Linked DNA regions of Homo sapiens: region 1 is linked to region 2. A link is an interaction called in ENCODE POLR2A ChIA-PET data of the cell type or tissue named here. Cell type or tissue: Panc1. All regions are shown on one strand. Each heading gives the region's core, and the rest is flanking DNA. Links, peaks and the distances in the headings are about the cores only.

What was found. ChIA-PET counts read pairs that join two places held together with the same protein. Peaks named below come from ENCODE experiments on the same cell type or tissue, not always from the same donor. Only the 100,000 strongest peaks of a DNase experiment are listed, where the experiment ranks them.
Region 1: POLR2A ChIA-PET joins it to region 2 with 8 read pairs; 4 of 35 experiments call an interaction of 5 or more read pairs at or near these places.

The regions. Positions count from the first base shown.
Region 1 is chr12:63,865,201-63,868,532 of GRCh38, reverse strand. The region is part of intron 1 of SRGAP1 (SLIT-ROBO Rho GTPase activating protein 1); the gene reads right to left. Among named protein-coding and RNA genes, the nearest start is that of SRGAP1, 22 kb to the right of the region's middle. In Panc1, for the core only: no CTCF peak of the experiment used is centred there; no DNase peak of the experiment used is centred there; H3K27ac peaks cover 2,009 bases.
Region 2 is chr12:64,217,762-64,220,261 of GRCh38, reverse strand. All of the region lies in intron 1 of KICS2 (KICSTOR subunit 2), which reads left to right. Among named protein-coding and RNA genes, the nearest start is that of KICS2, 3.3 kb to the left of the region's middle. In Panc1, for the core only: no CTCF peak of the experiment used is centred there; no DNase peak of the experiment used is centred there; H3K4me3 peaks cover 925 bases; H3K27ac peaks cover 2,344 bases.

The sequences.
Region 1 (3,332 bases), core at 371-2,870, 350 kb after region 2:
TTAGCCAGGTTTGCTGGTGCGCTCAGCTACTTCGGAGGCTGAGGTGGGAGGATCACCTGAGCCCAGAAAGTCAAGACTGCAGTGAGCTGAGATTATGCCACTGCACTCTAGCCTAGGCAACATAACAAAACCCTGTAAAAATATATAGACAGCCAGGCGCGGTGGCTCACGCCTGTAAGCCCAACACTTTGGGAGGCTGAGGCGGGCGGATCACCTGAAGTCAGGAGTTTGACACCAGGCTGGCCAACCTGGTGAGACCCCATCTCTACTAAAAATACAAAAAATTAGCTGGGTGTGGTGGTGCACACCTGTAATCCCAGCTGCTTGGGAGGCTGAGGCAGGAGAATGGCTTGAACCCAGGAGGCGGAGGTTGCAGTGAGCCGAGATCGTGCCAGTGCACTCCAGCCTGAGCAACAGAGTGAAACTCTATCTCAAAAAACAAAAAAAAAAAAACAAAAAAAAAAAAAAAAAAAAAATATATATATATATATATATATGGAAATAGAATTTATCAGCCCTTGAGATTCTCTTAATGATGATGTAAGAAATTGTAACAAAATGTCTCTTTGTAGCCAAATGTTATAGGAAGTCTAACAACACAATACTTTTTAACATTGGGCAAAGCATAGCTTCTGGTGATAAATATCTCCCTGCTTTTCTAAAGCACCATTAACATCCACATTTTTTTTAGTGTTTGCTTTGCAAGATTTTAATCTGTTAAGTAATTTCAACTTATTTGGAAATGAGTGAGTTTTAAATTATTTTTTTTTAAATGTCACTAATTAAGACCATAGCTTCTGGTAGTAGTAAATAATATTATGATAGCAACTCATTGTTATTGAGCCCTTACTACATGACAAAAAAACGTGTTAAGCTCTTTGAAGGTATGATCTCATTTAATCATTAATCCTCATAATAATCTTATAAGATAGATTCATCTTATAAGATTGATTCATCATATCAATTTTTCAGATTAAAAAATTGAGGTTCCAGAGTAGCCATAATTTGAATTGGCTTTATCCAAGGTCTCAACCTCTATACTGTGTTGACTCTTTAAATGAAGTTCAATCACTGAAACTGATGCAGATAAAAGTACAGAGGTGGCTATTGGTAAATGCCACCACTATTCCATTTGAAAGACAATCTTGTTTCTAAATCAAAAAGAAAAACAAGTAATATCAATAACTCCTAAAGAGATAACACAGCTCTTTATATGTTTATATGGCATGGTGCAGACCAGCACTACTCAGATGAAGGTCAGCAAACTGTTCATTTCAGATCCACAATGAGATAAGAGGCTTAGGCCAGAATCTAAAGCTTCACATCACTAACCACTGTTTAGTTTCGTAGCAAGATTTTCTGAATAAAGAAAGCAGTGCCAAGGCCAGGAGTGGTGGCTCACACTTGTAATCCCAGAACTTTGGAAGGCCAAGGTAAGAGGATCACTTAAGTCCAGGAGTTCGAGACCACCGTGGGCAACACGGCGAAATAAAAAAATTAGCTGGGAATAGTGATGAACGCCTGTAGTCCCAGCTACTCAGAAGGCTGAGGTGGGAGGATCAGTTGAGTCCAGGAGATTGAGGCTGCAGTGAGCCATGAGCGTGCCACTGCACTCTAGCCTGGGTGACAGAGTGAGAGCCTGTCTCAAAAAAAAAAAAAAGAAATGTTATGATTTACCTTATCTCCTCCCTTATCTCCCCAGAGACTGGTAACAAATGCATTGCTGACCAGCACTGGTCTATGAACTATGCTTGAGTAGCACTGGTATAGATGACACATTGTTGAGCAAAAAAAAAAAGAAAAAAAAAAGTCTATATTAACTATTCTACAAACGATCCCATTTGTTCAATAAGTAAATAAATAGATTAACTATTATAAATATAAATAAATACAAATTTTGCCATTGGAAGGATGTATTCAACTGGTACAAGTGTAATCATGGTTTTTGCATTGTTGAAATTTGCTGTCTGATATTGGAATACACATTCTTACATAAATGTGGTTATGTTATACATCATTTTAATGCATATTTCTCACTTTATGTTTTCTTGCTAATGACTTATTACTTGCTTTTTATTTTATATTTATTTTAGACAATGGAAATGATGTTAGACAAAAAGCAGATTCGAGTGATATTCAAGTTAAAAATGGGTCATAAAGCAGTGGAGACAACTCACAATATCAACAACACATTTGGCCCAGGGACTGCTTATGAACATACAGTGCAGTGGTGGTTTCAAGAAGTTTTGCAAAGGAGATGAGAGCCTTGAAGATAAGAAGCATAGTGGCTGGCCACTGGAAGTTGACAATGACCAGTTGAGAGCAATCATCGAAGCTGATCCTCTTACAACTACACAAAAAGTTGTCGAAGAACAACATCGACGATTCTATGGTCATTCAGCATTTGAAGCATATTGGAAAGCTAAAAAGCCTTGATAAGTGGGTGCCTCATGAGCTGAGCAAAAATAAAAAAAACGTCATTTTGAAGTGTTGTCTTCTCTTACTCTGCAAAATAACAACAAACTATTTCTCCATCGGATGTTGACATGCAACGAAAAGTGGATTTTATACCACAACCGACAACGATGAGCTGAGTGGTTGGACTGAGAGAAGCTCCAAAGCACTTCCCAAAACCAAACTTGCACCAAAAAAAGGTCATGGTCATTGTGTGGTGATCTGCTGCTTGTCTGATCCACTACAGCTTTCTGAATCCCAGCAAACCCATTACATCTGAGAAGTATGCTCAGCAAATGGATGAGATGCACCGAAAACTGCAACACCTGCAGCCGGCACTGGTCAATAGGAAAGGCCCAATTCTTCTCCATGACAATAGCCAAATGAACTTCACTCGACCAACGCTTCAAAAGTTGAAGGAATTGGGTTACAAAGTTTTGCTTCATCCACCATATTCACCTGACCTCTCGCCAACAGACTGCCACTTCTTCAAGTATCTCAATGACTTTTTGCAGGGAAAACACTTCCACAACCAGCAGGATGCAGAAAATGCTTTTCAAGAATTTGTTGAATCACAAAGCACAGATTTTTTTTTTGGCAGCGGCGGGTGGGGACTGAATCTCGCTCTATCGCCCAGGCTGGAGTACAGTGGCAGGATCTCGGCTCACCGCAACCTCCACCTCCTGGGTTCAAGCGATTCTCCTGCCTCAGTCTCCCAAGTAACTAAGATTATAGGCACCCACCACCATGCCCAGCTAATTTTTGTATTTTTAGTAGAGACGGGGTTTCGCCATGTTGGCTGGGCTGGTCTCGAACTCCTGACCTCACGTGATCTGCCCTGTGATCTGCCCGCCTCAGCCTCCCAAAGTGCTAGGATT
Region 2 (2,500 bases), core at 1-2,500:
GATTAGTTCTGCTTGAACCCCAGCTGGCATGGGTGAGCATGAGGACTATGCCTTGAAACTGACCTATACAACATTTGGTGCTGTGAAACATGCCCAGGCACTGTTACGTTCCTAGGTGGGCTCCTCATTTCTGAGTAAATATTCTGAAAATGGTATATTTAATGCTTCATAACTTATTTACACGTACAGTAAACATAAGTTCCAGAATTTAAATTTTATCTTTGCACATTTTTTTGGGTACTGGAGTGTATATGATATCAGTGTGCTTACAATACGACTACACAATTACCCGGTTTACTATTTTCTTAAAAACTTCAGGAGAAAACTTTCGTGTTGCCATTTAAAACATTCCCATGTTCTCCAACTACTTTGCTCATTAGAACATTTATATAGTTTTCTTTAGAAAGCAAAACAAAAAGTTTATGCGTGCGTTTAAAAAATTTAAAACAATTCTGAAAAGTTTTTTTAGCCTTACTGAGATATAATTGACAAATAAAACTATATATATTTAAGATGTACAACTTGATGTTTTGATGTATATGTAAATTGTGAAATAATCACCACAATCAAGCTACTTAGTATATCCATCACCTTACATAGTTATCTTCCTTCCTTCCTTCTTTCTTTCATGTGTATATTGTGAGAATACTTAAGATCTACTCTCTTAGCAAATTTCAAGTAAAAAGGGAGTCTTTTTTTACCTCTCTTATGGATGGTATTTATTTGAGGCCTTAGCAGTGAATCCTGATTAAAGAAGCAAGCAGGGCCTTTAGACAAAGGATAGACCTTGACAGGGAGCTTTCTTTTCCTGTCTTGACCCTGTTACTGAAAAACTTCGAGTAGGGCCCTTATCTTGGTTCCTTCTCTTTCCTTTAAGAGAGAATAATACCTGTTTGGGGAAGGATCAGTGATTAAAATATGCTGACTCAATGCCTGTGGAGAATTTTAGAAGGTCATACTTTTCTTCCCTTTGTTTCATTACTGGAGAGTTTCCTCAACCTTGGGTTGCTGAAATTTAGCATAGTAGAAAATGACTTAACTTGAGAACTGATGTTTAAAAAGTATTATTAGCAAGAAGTTGGAGAATAAAATGCCCAAGATGTTTTACACGTTCCTTCAATACACTTAAAATTTCATGACATGAGATGAACTTGAAATCTTGAGAAATTATGAGCATTTATAACTAGAGCCTTCTAAAAATCATTCAAAGTAATCATATTTTTTAAATTAAAAATATTGAAAAGAGAAAGAAGTTGGATGTTTCTGATTCCTTGTTTTCCAGCATGAAGAAAGGTCAGTCCCCGCTGGATATTCCAAACCAAGATAGTGAACAGATAGGATTGGGTTCCTGAGAGCTTTGAGAAAAGAGAACTGTTTGAAAGAAATGTGTTGATGGTCTATCTCTTCCTTAGAGTAGTTTCACTTTACTTGGTTTCACATGCTGGTGATTAGCGTTTACCGATAAGCTTTTAAAGGTATTCTTTGTATTTATGTAGTGTTTCCGTTCCCCCAGATAGGGGTAATCTGATGAAGTTAGGTATCCTTTTTTTTTTTTCTCCCATAAGTCCTAGAGACAGATGATATCCCTTTTTCAATGTGAAGTTAAAATTTTCACCAAGGCCACCCCGTTTAATAGTACTAGATAGCTATTCTTTTTGTAGTATTTGAAGCTCCCAATTCACCACAGTTTCAGAAGCTCAATTATGTATTATTATTAGGAGTTTTAAAAAATGTATCAGTTATAAATAGAAGGGAAAGGAATTAGTATTATAGAATATATTCTTTGTTCCAGGCACATTACACACCAAATGTTATTTCATTTGTTTTTTTTAGCTCTATCACCAGTTTTATGTTAAAAATGACAGCTAAAGCTCAAAGTGGTTCAGTAGTTTGCACATCAACATAGCCTGTAATTGTGGGAGCTGGGGTTTGAAACCAAGTCTTTCAGACCTCCACAGCTTTTAGGTTTTATATGATACTCTTATTACCCTCCTAAGCCGAGAGGTTTTATCCTAGATGTGGGCACAGAGGTCTATTTATGTTGTACCCTTCACTGTACAAAATCAGCAGAGCTAAACTGAATATGGGCATGGGAGGAAGGCAAACCCTGTAGGGAACAGTTCCGTATGAGATATTGGTGTCACATCTGGTCCACCTGTACCCATATGGACTTTAATTGTATTAGTTGGAGAAATGATGTGCCAGCTACTCAATCTGTTTGGAACAAGCTTGTCCAACCTGTGGCCTGCGGGCCACATGCAGTCCAGGATGGCTTTGAATGCGGCCCAACACAAATTCATAAACTAACTTTCTTTCTTTCTCTTTCTTTCTTCCTTCCTTCCTTCCTTTCTTCTTTTCTTTTCTTTCCTTTGGTTTCCTTTCCTTTCTTTTCTTTTCTTTCCTTTCCTTTTCTTCCTTCCTTCCTTCTTTCTTTTCTTTTCTTTTCTTCTTTTCTTTTCTTTTGATGGAGTCTTGCTCTGTTGCCCAGGCTGGAGTGCAG